Regions from separate parts of the Homo sapiens genome. Here region 2 is linked to region 1. A link is a contact called in ENCODE Hi-C data. All regions are on one chromosome and are shown on one strand. Each heading gives the region's core, a stretch centred on a gene start or an enhancer-like site at or near the end of the contact. The rest is flanking DNA. Distances are from core to core; before and after follow the strand shown. Region 1 holds the start of LHX1 (LIM homeobox 1). Region 2 holds the start of HNF1B (HNF1 homeobox B).

Region 1 (5,028 bases), core at 582-3,081:
CACATCCGTAGGGTGGAATTACAATTCGCATTTGTGCCCGTTCTTCTCTGTTGACTTGTGTGTTTGTGTGAATGGAGCGGCAAAATTGTGAGTGTACGATAATATAATTAAAATGCTAAACGAATAAGGGGGGTAGGGAGAAGTCTCCCCACCAGCAAGCTGGAGGTCTCGGCTTTCCCCCAGGTTTCATCAAGGAGGTTGCTGGCTGTGGCTGGCAGTTTCCTAGGAGGACTACTGAGCGGAGCCCGTGGGAGTCGGAGTCACCTGGGGCTGAAGCCGAACCACCAGACAACTTCGGCAGCCAGGGAAGCAGGAAAAAGCTCCGGGCACTTCGCAGGCTACAGTGCAGCAGTTTGTCCAGGTCTGCACTCGGAGGCATGTCCGGGTTTGGGGAAGACCCCCGGGCGTGCAGGATCGGCTTTAAGGCCGAGTTCTTTCCTGCCGCTGACAGGGCAGTTGGCCCAGACACTCTACGCAAAAGGCTCGGAGCTTACCGCCAAGACCGCTCGGGGTCGGAAAAGGTAGTGGCCGGGAGGGAGCCTGGGCTCTGCCTGGAGGGCAAACAACCCCGAAGGCCTGGAGAATGCAGTTGCTGCAGAGCTTGGCTCCGGGAAAGACAGCAGTCCGGGCTACAACGCCCGAGGCTGCCCTGTCTCTTCCAAGCTTGAAGGGGCTTCTGGGCCGAGTCAGGCTCAGACCCTTTCTTCCCAGGCACATGCAGCCAAACCCAGACCCATAGTTTCCAGGATGCAAGCAGGGCCGCGTCCCGGGCTCCCAGCGCGCCAGCTGGCGGAGAGGCGGGCGCCCGCGGGACTTGGCTGCCCTCTCTAGAAGCAGTTCCTAACTGGGCAGCGAGGCCACGCTAACCTCTGATCCGAAGCTGGCCGGGAAGGGCCCGCGGGGAGGTAGCAGCAGAGGCGTGGGAGGAAAGTACTCACCGGAAGAAGTCGTTCTTGCAGTAGAGTTTGCCTTCCCTGGAGAAGCACTTCTCGGTCAGGTTGCATTTACATTCACAGCACTGGACGCACTTGACGTGCCAGGCCCTGTCCAGCACGTTCAAGAGAAAGCGGTCCAGGATGGGCCTTTTGCAGCCGGCACAGTGAACCATGGTCTTTGGTTTGGTCTGATGAGGCCCAGAGAGAGAGAGGGGCAAAGTAGAGCCCAGGGGATGACTCCTGAAGACAATCGGCACGAGCTCCCCAGTCTCTCCAAAAAGAGGACACACACTCGGCCGTGCAAGCCAAAACTCGCACCAGGAAATCAAAGTAGGGTGGAGGAAACGAGGCTGATCGGGGCCTGGGGGGGCGTCTCAGTGAAGTGTGCAGCCGGGGAGTCCCGGGGCCCCGGGCTGGAGCGGCGCCGCCTGAGCTCCCGGGGCGAGGAAAAGAAGTCTCAGGCGGGAGAGAATGCGACCCTTCTGCTCAGAGCCCGCGGAGGAGTGAAGGTCAGCGAGAACGGCGGCGGGAACGGAAATAAATAAATAAAAACGGAGAAGAAGAAGACGACGACTCGCCGAGCTCGGGTTGCGAGGAAAGCGCCGCTGAGTTCTCCGGGGCTTGAGGTAGAGCTGTCAGAAGTCAAAGTGCATCTGCTTTTGTCGGGGTATGAGGGCGACTGTGTGCGTGCCAGGCTGCCCACCACTGGGATTTCCCCCCTCTTTTTTTAAAAAAGGGAAGGAAAGAACAAAAGGAGCAGAGAAGCTTTGGATCCTAAACTGCCGGCATCGCGCCGCGGGTCTGGACGCGCCGAGCGCCCGCGCTGGGCCTGGGGGAGGGGGCGAGGGCCGACCGCGGGAGAAGGGAAAGAGGGGAGGGTAGGAGGAAGATCTTGGTGTTGATTGCTGTTGTTGCTTAGGTTTCCCCGCTTTTGGAGAAGTGTTTGTGTCAATCGAAAACAGAGAGGGACAACTCCGTGCGGAGGCAGCCAGGCGCACTCGCTCCTTCCCTACCGCCCCAGCCCAGTCACCTCGGCCCTTGGCCTGCCTGGCGGCCTCCGTGTCCTCAGGGCGACCCTCCCTGCGCCCGGGCTCCTTCGGGAGGCACTACGGGCTGGCTTCTCACCGCGCCTGGCCGTGCATCGTGGCTCCAGTCACAACTCGCGGCCGCCTGGGCGCACAGCCCCGCATCGCTCGGCCCACGCTCTGTCTGCCTCCGTCTAACCCCACAGTCGCTCGACTTTCTCTCCTTTTCCTTTTCCCCTTCTTTTTTTCGTTGTGGTGGCAAATCTGGGTTTCCTTTCTAGCCTCCTTCCTTTTTTTTTTTTTGTTTTTCTTTTGCAGCGGGAGGAGTCGGGGAGGAGGGGGGCAGCTTGGAGAGCTTTAAAAAAAAATGTCCTGGCGCAGCGGCTACAGTAGGCCGGCGGCTGGAACGGCTCGGCGCGGACCGCCGCTGTCGCCGCCCGGGCCGCGGCTCGTTGCTGGCCCTCCCCGGGCGCGTCCCTCAGTCCCTGGTCTCCTGGCCCAGTCGCCGCCCCGGTGCGTCTCTCCCCAGCTCCGGCGGCTTGGTCACTGCTCCTGGCTGTTGGCTGAGCTCTGGAAGCCCCCTCGCCTTAATGCAGCGCCCGCTGACGTCACTGCGGCCTGCGACCAATCAGCGCCTCGCGGTCCCTCTGTAAACCATTCTGCATCCCCCGGCCCGGGAGAGTGCGGGGAGACCGCGTTTAGAGGATCAGTGGCGGCGGCACCCGCGGCCCCGCGCGGCGCGGACGGCGGGCAGCACCGTGCCTGGGCCCCCTCCTGCTCCGGTAAGGCGTGGGTTTCGATGGGAGGGACAGAGAGAGAGCGGGAATAGGCGCAGGCGGAGGCCAGAGTTCTGCTGTAGAGTGGGGGTAGTCCAAGACCGAGCCTTGTGGAAGGTTGGGGTGCAGCCGGGTCCGGAATCCCAGGCGGCTCCCCTGCACTGCTGGGCTTTGCAATTCAGCGGCTGTTGCCATTGTCCCCCCGTACTTTCTTGAGCTGGAAGTTTGTCCCAAGCGCAGCGCACATCTTTGGAGGGGGAGGAGGCTCTTAGCAGCAGAATCTCCCTCCTCCCGTCCCTCTTTCTGTGCCCCCTCCCCCAATCCATCCAAAGTCCACAGGGTCCGGGTCCTGGGCGAGCTGAGTGTCTGTCTCCCGCAGAGCACTCTTGCAAAGTTGATTCGGGCGGTTTCCTGATGGGGGCGGGGAGACCGGAGGCGCGGCGCCGGCGCGGGGGAAGGAGTGGACCGGGAAGCGCCTCGGGTGAGGAGTTGCAACCCTGGCGAGAAAGTTGTGAGAAAACTGTGATCCGGAGACACCTTTTACGTACAAAAACAAACGACTAGGCGGGAAACCGGGGGCTCCAGCGGCGGCTGGGGGTGGTGGTCGTGGCGTTGGGAAGAGGGAAGGAGGAGGGGGGGGTGCCGGGACGCCACGAAGAGGCTGCAGTAGATGGGCGTGCAGTGCATGGGCAGCGTGTGCCGGGATTCCAGTCCTCCCCTGTCCAGGCTTCGGGTTGGCACCGGCTTCCCCAGACAACAGCAAACCACACCCTCCATAGTTCACTCCTCAGGGAACCCGTAACTCCCTAATCCCGCTCTGGCTAGGAACTCGGGACCGCCGCCCCCAGGGGCCTATTTTCCCACACGTGGGGGACAGATCCTGGTCTAGAGTGCCTTCGCCTGGAAGAGTTACTGTAGTTTTTCGGAGCACTCAAGTCAAACCCTAAATTCCGTTTCGACCACACCTGTTCTGGGTGGGCTTAACCAGGATTTCTCCTGAAGTGGAGTCTGAAGGTGGTTGGGCTGGGCGGTCCCACTTTTGCTCCCCGTTTTTGTGCTTCGGGGGAGGGGGTGCTAGGAAGGCTCATTTGGCCCGAGCATGGAAGGCAGTGATAGTGGGCGTCCCTCCGGAGCTGGCTGGTATTGTGGAATTGGCCTTTGGACCCCACTCGCGATGCGCAGACCAGACGGAAGCTGAAACGGGGGAAATGCTCGGGGAAGCGGAGTCGCAGTGAACCTGGGCTGGCAGGGAATCCCGCTGTGCAGATGGAATACCCTCTTCGGACGAACGGGGAAGCTGCTTCAGAGAATCTGGCTTGCGCTCCGTGGAACCGTGGGGTTTTAGGGCTTTGCCAACGCCCCTTTGCTGACTCCGCCCGCACCGCCCAGCAACCTCAAGGCCCACAGGCAGCCCCCCGCCTTGCCGCCGGCGTCACCATGTCATGGAAACCGAAGCCGCGGAGACCCGCAGTGCGACTCGTTGGCGTTCTGCCCTGACCCGTGGGTGCCGGGACCCTAACGCCTTCTCCACACCTTCTTGCACATACACATGTGGGCTCCCCGCTGCGGGCCGGAGGAGCGTAGGGGACTAGTCAGCTCCGGCGCGCCGCCGGCCTCCGCCGGTCGCTCCCAGACCCCGACGCGGGGCAGGGCAGAGGATGGAGAAGGCGGTTCTGCGATCTAGGGGGCGGGCTCCGCGGGCTCGGACTCGGCTTCGCGCTCCTCCTGCGGACCCGGCACTTCCCGGCGGAAGACGACCGGTACTCGGTAGGCTTCTGGCACCCCCGCAAGCGCCAAAAGCCGTGTGGCATGGGGTCCCCACTTCTTCCACCCGGACCCCCAGGCGCCTCCCAGCCTGCTGCGCTGCGTGAGGCCTGCGGGGAGGGGGCCAGTCCAGCCCTGCTGTCCTCACACTCCTCCCCTCCCCGCAGCTGTCCCGGTTCTCGCCGCCAGCGCCCTCGACCCAACCGCCCCTTTCTGGAATCTATAGTGGCCCCAGTCCCGGGTGGCTTGCCTCCGCCCCCGTCCCAGCTGGGCTCCTTCTCATGCAAAGCAGAGGGGTCACGGTGGAGTGTGGGGCGGTCAGTGGGACCTACCGGACGACAGCTGGACCTAGCTGTCGGCCCTTCCCCAACCCAGGGCCTGTCACCTCCCTCTGGTGGGCAGGAGGAGGTTGCTCCATCCATTTAGGGGTGTAAGAACCTTGGGACCTAGGTATAGGGGAAAGAAGGCCCCTCCCCACAGACGGACCAGCGAGGCAGGAGAGTTGAGGATGAGGACAGGACGCTCGCT
Region 2 (5,355 bases), core at 1,295-3,794, 810 kb before region 1:
TATGAATAGCCAGATTACCTGGAAAACATACCTGGACACTCATAGGAAGTTTGTCCTATCCTCTGTGTGAAATTGCCTGCACATTCACATAGTTAGCTGGGGTGTGGGGAAGAATGGGTTTGCTGACACCTGAATTTTGAGAGAGAATGAGGCTTGGGAATCAGATGGGGCACACAGCAGCTGCAACTGCCAATCAAAGTTTTGTTGTTACAACAGAAGTGATTGCTGTTTTTTAAATGGGTTTTCCCAGCTTAACACAGAAACTGATCTTCATTACACTTGATGCTTCTATCCTGATAGCGAGTGAGAGACAGACGAAGAGATTGTTCTTCAGGGACATTTACTCTGAACACTTCATTATCCTTCTTGAGGCAAGCTGGGTAGGCAGAGAATGTTCTTCCATTGGGCAGAATTATGAGAAGCAAAGATTTGCACCTATTACAACAAACTAGAGGGAAAGAAGGTGAAATGAAAAGCCAACATTTTCATGAAGTTATGACTCCCTGTGGCACCCTGAGGAGTAATGGGTGTCTGGAGGCTGAAGGATGGAGAGGTTCCTGAATTTGGGATTTGCTTGTCTCCGGGAAAGAGGGACTGAGATCAGTGTAAACTTTCCTCAGGCTACACGCACACAACCATCCCGCTTCCTTCTGGCTCTCAGCACAAGTGGCCCAGGCACCTGTAGCAGACCCTGTATTTAAGAGGCATCCTAGCTCCTTAACAGCCTGACTTGATAAATTACACCATCAGCCCTTGCACACCTAGGAGATTAGATCCTGCCCCTAGGCAGATGAGAGCTGCTAGACTCTTCCTCCTCCTGCTGAAATTCCTCTCTATCCCTAACCTAACCTTACTTCCTCCTAGATATCTTTCAAGGGTGGGAGAGGAAGGAAAATGTGCTTAGAAACTCCTTTGCAATTTTTCTGCTGATTCTGAAACCCTAGTCCCCCAATCCCTCCAACCCCAGCACTGTATCACCAATTCTGAATACCCTAAGTTTCCAGAGTAACTCAGTTTTACTACTGGGAACTGGCTTCCCGTCTTCTCAGACCAGAAAGTGTTGAACTTTATTATTAGACCAAGCGGTTGCACAAGTGGCCTCAGTCAATATACACAACCCCCAAAAAAAGGTTATCAGTGGTATCCTCTTTTTGCAGATGAGGAAACTGAGGCTCCCAGAAGGGAAGCGTTATGCTCCTCCCCAGAAGCTTTAGGTCTGTGTGTGGTGGAAGCAAAGAAGCCCCTTTCCCTGTTCTTCTACAGGTCAGGTCCTAGCTTGCCGGTTTGGGCGCGCTTCCGCCGCCCTCCCCTCCTGCCCGTCACCAGGGGGGAAGCAGGTGAAACTCCAATAGTGCTGCAAGGCCTATGGCTTCCTACCTGGCCCAGGCCAGAGTGGGAAAAAAAACATCTTTCCCTCAGTAGCTCTGTCGACACCTTCTGTACTAGGAGTGCAAGACTTCTGCCACTGCTGCAGTGACCTCGTCTACAGAGCTCGTCCCCGGCCCAGGGAACCACAGATGTTCTGGAACTACGAATAAACCAGAAATGAGTGGGCCGGGGGGACCCTCGGCTGCAAGTGTCCACCCAGCTGCAGGTCAAGCTTTGCTTTCACTGCCTCACCATCCTAGTGCCTCACCATCCTAGTGCCTCACCATCCTAGTGCCTCACCATTCTGCCTCACCATCCTCCCCCAAGGCGGAGGCGCCTTGACATCCGGGTTTAAACAGGAGAGTGAGGAGCCCCAGGGGTCCAGCTCCCCAGTGGCGTGGCCAGGCTGGGCGCCGGTGCAGCCCAGCTGCTGGGGGAGCTTCACTTTGGCTACTCCCTCTACCCATAAAGTAGTCTCTTTCCAAGAGTTCTCCCGGACTCCTTCACCCTCGCCTACGCTCTCTGGCGGGCAGTTCTGCAAACCCAAACCGCCAGACCAGGCCAGGGAGGTTCTGGGGCCTGGAGGTAGTAACCGAGGTAGAAATAAATGGAGTCCCTCCAGGGCATGCTCACCACACCTAACGCTGCCTCACCTCCCCCGTGGCCTCGGCGCCCCTTCCTAAGTGGTCAGTTTCTCTTCCGCCCTGCGGGCTCTCCTGGCCCACCACCTGCGTCGGCCGGGACGCATCCAGGGTCTCTACTCTTCGCTTCCTCCTGCGTCCCCTTCTTCCACGAGCACCCCAGCTTCCTCTGGCTCTCACCTGAACCCCGAAGCGTAGTGTCTTCTCTCTGGACTAAAGCGGAACTGAGAACCGGTGGAAAAGCCCCGCGCCTAGGCTGCAAGGCACTGGCTTAACAAGTCCAAAGGTTAGGTGAAGTTTGGCTGATAAGCAGAACCAGTAAAAGAAGGTCTCTAGCCCCCCAGCGTGAGTACAATGGACCCTGGCAAAGCCCCGCTCCCGGCCCAGGTCTTCTGCTCTCCAGGTCTGCCCCTCCGGCTCTCCCTCTCTCCGGGTTTCCCCCTCCCCACCATCATTTGCATCCAGCCGAAAGCTGGGCCCTTCCCACTAATTTGCATATCTTATATGGCCTAATGGTGGCGATCATGGCAAGTTAGAAGTTTTCTGACTCCTTTCGGAGGAGCCTCCGGGACCCCGGGGAGTAACAGGTGTCTGGAGGCTGAAGGGTGGAGGGGTTCCTGGATTTGGGGTTTGCTTGTGAAACTCCCCTCCACCCTCCTCTCTCGCACCCACCCACCCCCTCACCCCCTTCTTTTTCCGTCCTTGGAAAATGGTGTCCAAGCTCACGTCGCTCCAGCAAGAACTCCTGAGCGCCCTGCTGAGCTCCGGGGTCACCAAGGAGGTGCTGGTTCAGGCCTTGGAGGAGTTGCTGCCATCCCCGAACTTCGGGGTGAAGCTGGAGACGCTGCCCCTGTCCCCTGGCAGCGGGGCCGAGCCCGACACCAAGCCGGTCTTCCATACTCTCACCAACGGCCACGCCAAGGGCCGCTTGTCCGGCGACGAGGGCTCCGAGGACGGCGACGACTATGACACACCTCCCATCCTCAAGGAGCTGCAGGCGCTCAACACCGAGGAGGCGGCGGAGCAGCGGGCGGAGGTGGACCGGATGCTCAGGTAGGCGCAGAGCGAGGTGGAGGGGACCCACCCGAACCCCTGGAGCCCCGGCCCCGGGCCTGAGTGACACTGCGCCCGACCACACTCGCCAAGCCCGTTTCCCACCAGAGAAGTCCCCCGGGGGGCGCTCTGCTTCTCTCCCAACACCCGGACCCTTCCCAATCCCTTAGCGGGACGACCCTGCGGCCCACCGGGCTTCTTCTCCCCAGGCCCAGGCCAGCGTCCGAGACCCAAGGGCTTTTCCCCGCGGGGCTGGGGCTGGGCCGGGGAGAACTGGAGCTGTGGAGCCCTTTGCCGGGAGGTTTGCCCACGCGACTGAAGGTGCGAGTGGGTGCAGTGAAACCGCTGCGACTTCCCGGGAGCAGAGCCTCGCGCCGCTGCAAGCCCCAGGCCGCGCATTTTTCCTGCGCCCTGCCTCGGGTCTGGAAAGCCGCATGTCGGCCTCGGACACATTGACCTGCATGATGACCTGCAGTTCTTTGCCGAAGGACAGGCGGCATCCGGAGCCGGGATCTGGGAGGCGAGTTCCCTGGTGGGCACTCTTGTTAGCCGCGCCCATGCAAGGCCCGGAATTATCCGGGATCCCCAACGCGGGTTTAGATTTGCAAAGGGCATGTTCCATGCAGGGTCCGGGTGGACACGCGCGGGGCCAAAGAAACCAAGCGCGGTGGTGTGGGGGCGAACGCGTCTCAGACCTCAGTTCGCAGAGGATCTGGTCTCAGTCTGAGAAAGGAGGGCGTTTCCAGACCTCGCTGCCCACCCCCGGCCTCTCCCCGGGAGTTCAGGCCGGCTGGCAGTGTATCCCCAGGGCCGGGATCGTTTGTGGGTCCTCCCCGACCGCCCTAGACTTTGACAGCTGGTTACTAATTATCTAAGGAGCCGAGCGGTTCCCTGAGACAGCACGTCGCTCCCGGGCCACTCCGCTTTAGGACAGAGCCCATCGCGTGGCTTCGGACACTGAAGCGCTGCGATTTCGGGGCTGAGCCTTGGCCGCACGTCCGCAGCGGCGGTTTGGGGTGGGATATGACCTTGCATTTGAATTTGTGCTCCGAGGGCCTGGCGGTTTGCCCTCTAGCCAAAACAATCAGGGGAACTTGTAGATTTTTTTTCCCCAAACACACTTTGGTATAATTCATAGGTTTGAGGTTCTTCCCTCGTCGCTCTCCCGCCCGGAGGTGATTTCTCCCCTACCGGGAGAGAACTCCTGCAAGAGAGTTCCGCGAGGCGGAAGGTGTGAGTCGCGGAGGCTAAGAGGGGTCGAGAGAGTGGCCCCTAGGAGCGGCTGGGGCGCCAGGGCTGCCGGGGAGGTCGCTCAGGACCTGGCGGATGAACCAGGCTCCCACCGCCGGCCACCGGGGGCCACAGGGCCTAGGCCCTCCCACTCGGCCGCAGGCGCCCGCTTTCTAGCGCGGCGCTGGAAGGACCTGGGGCGCCCCTCCGCACCCAGCCCCGCGCCGGGCTGGCCGCAGCTGAGACGTAACATAAACTGCAGCACGTGGAGTTGGGGTGTTATTAATTTATTTCTATAAATCATCAACAGAAAGATACACAAAGAGCCGTGATTAGGTTGAAAAGAGAGGCGGGTTATTCATTGGTGAAGTTGTAAACGCGGCTTAGAGGGGGGAAGGAGATCAAAACGCGGGCGCGGGGCTGCTCGCCGCTCCCAGCGCGCACCCAGCCAGGCGCCCCGTGCGGCCCTGCGGCCTCACCGCTCTGGCGCGGGACGCGGGCTCTGTGAGCGCCCGAGCCGCCCGCGGAGCCCCCGGGTCGCCGACACCCGCAGGCCCGGCCGGCGGAGAGCCAGGCCCGGCCCAGGGTCCTTAGACCCCAGCCCCGCTCTTCCCTCCCCAAAGCCCCAGGCCCCAGCAGGGCAGGGAGAGGGACTGGGGAGCCGGAGACCCTCGCCGAGTTGGAGACGCGGGACAGACCTGGAGGCTTTTTTCTCCCGTCCCGAGCGGGTGCTGCCTTTCCTCCCCCGCTCCCGGGAGCGCCGGACTTGATTAAAGTAATTTTTCAAGAAATCGCTAGCGGTTCCTAGGTCACTGCACAGGGGGCTCCCAAGCCTCGGGCACACGCACTCCCTTCTTTTGCCCACCGTGTTCCCTTAAGACGAAAAGCAAAGAGAAAGAAAAGTCGCGTTTTGGAGTTCCCGGAGTTCTAGTAAACCTCCTGGAAGAGAAAGGCAGGGGAGGAAGGTCGGGACTGCGCGCTTCCCGGTCCCCGGCTCCCGGCCGGAGCTGGCCTTTCTCGCGGCCTCGAGGCAGGTGCGCCGGGGGCGTCTAGAAAGTGGGCT

Evidence for each region. A loop is a pair of places that touch in the nucleus more often than their neighbours do. Pooled maps may share reads with other maps.
Region 2: a map of posterior cingulate gyrus shows a loop between it and region 1 (10-fold over the local background). The contact joins the promoter of HNF1B here to the promoter of LHX1 in region 1. A Hi-C loop is called at or near these places in 3 of 168 maps with a recorded cell type or tissue (B cell, naive thymus-derived CD4-positive, alpha-beta T cell and posterior cingulate gyrus), 3 of 37 single-sample maps with no recorded cell type and 10 of 50 pooled maps.

The regions. Positions count from the first base shown.
Region 1 is chr17:36,934,278-36,939,305 of GRCh38, reverse strand. It overlaps LHX1 (LIM homeobox 1), which reads right to left and starts at 1,831. Exons shown (of 5, transcript NM_005568.5): 1 at 939-1,831. The coding sequence starts at 1,108. It overlaps LHX1-DT (LHX1 divergent transcript), which reads left to right and starts at 2,645. Exons shown (of 3, transcript NR_135671.1): 1 at 2,645-2,742. RefSeq lists enhancers at 1-838, 1,681-2,524, 2,783-3,697.
Region 2 is chr17:37,742,248-37,747,602 of GRCh38, reverse strand. HNF1B (HNF1 homeobox B) reads left to right here and starts at 2,544. Exons shown (of 9, transcript NM_000458.4): 1 at 2,544-3,062. The coding sequence starts at 2,719. RefSeq lists an enhancer at 4,953-5,355.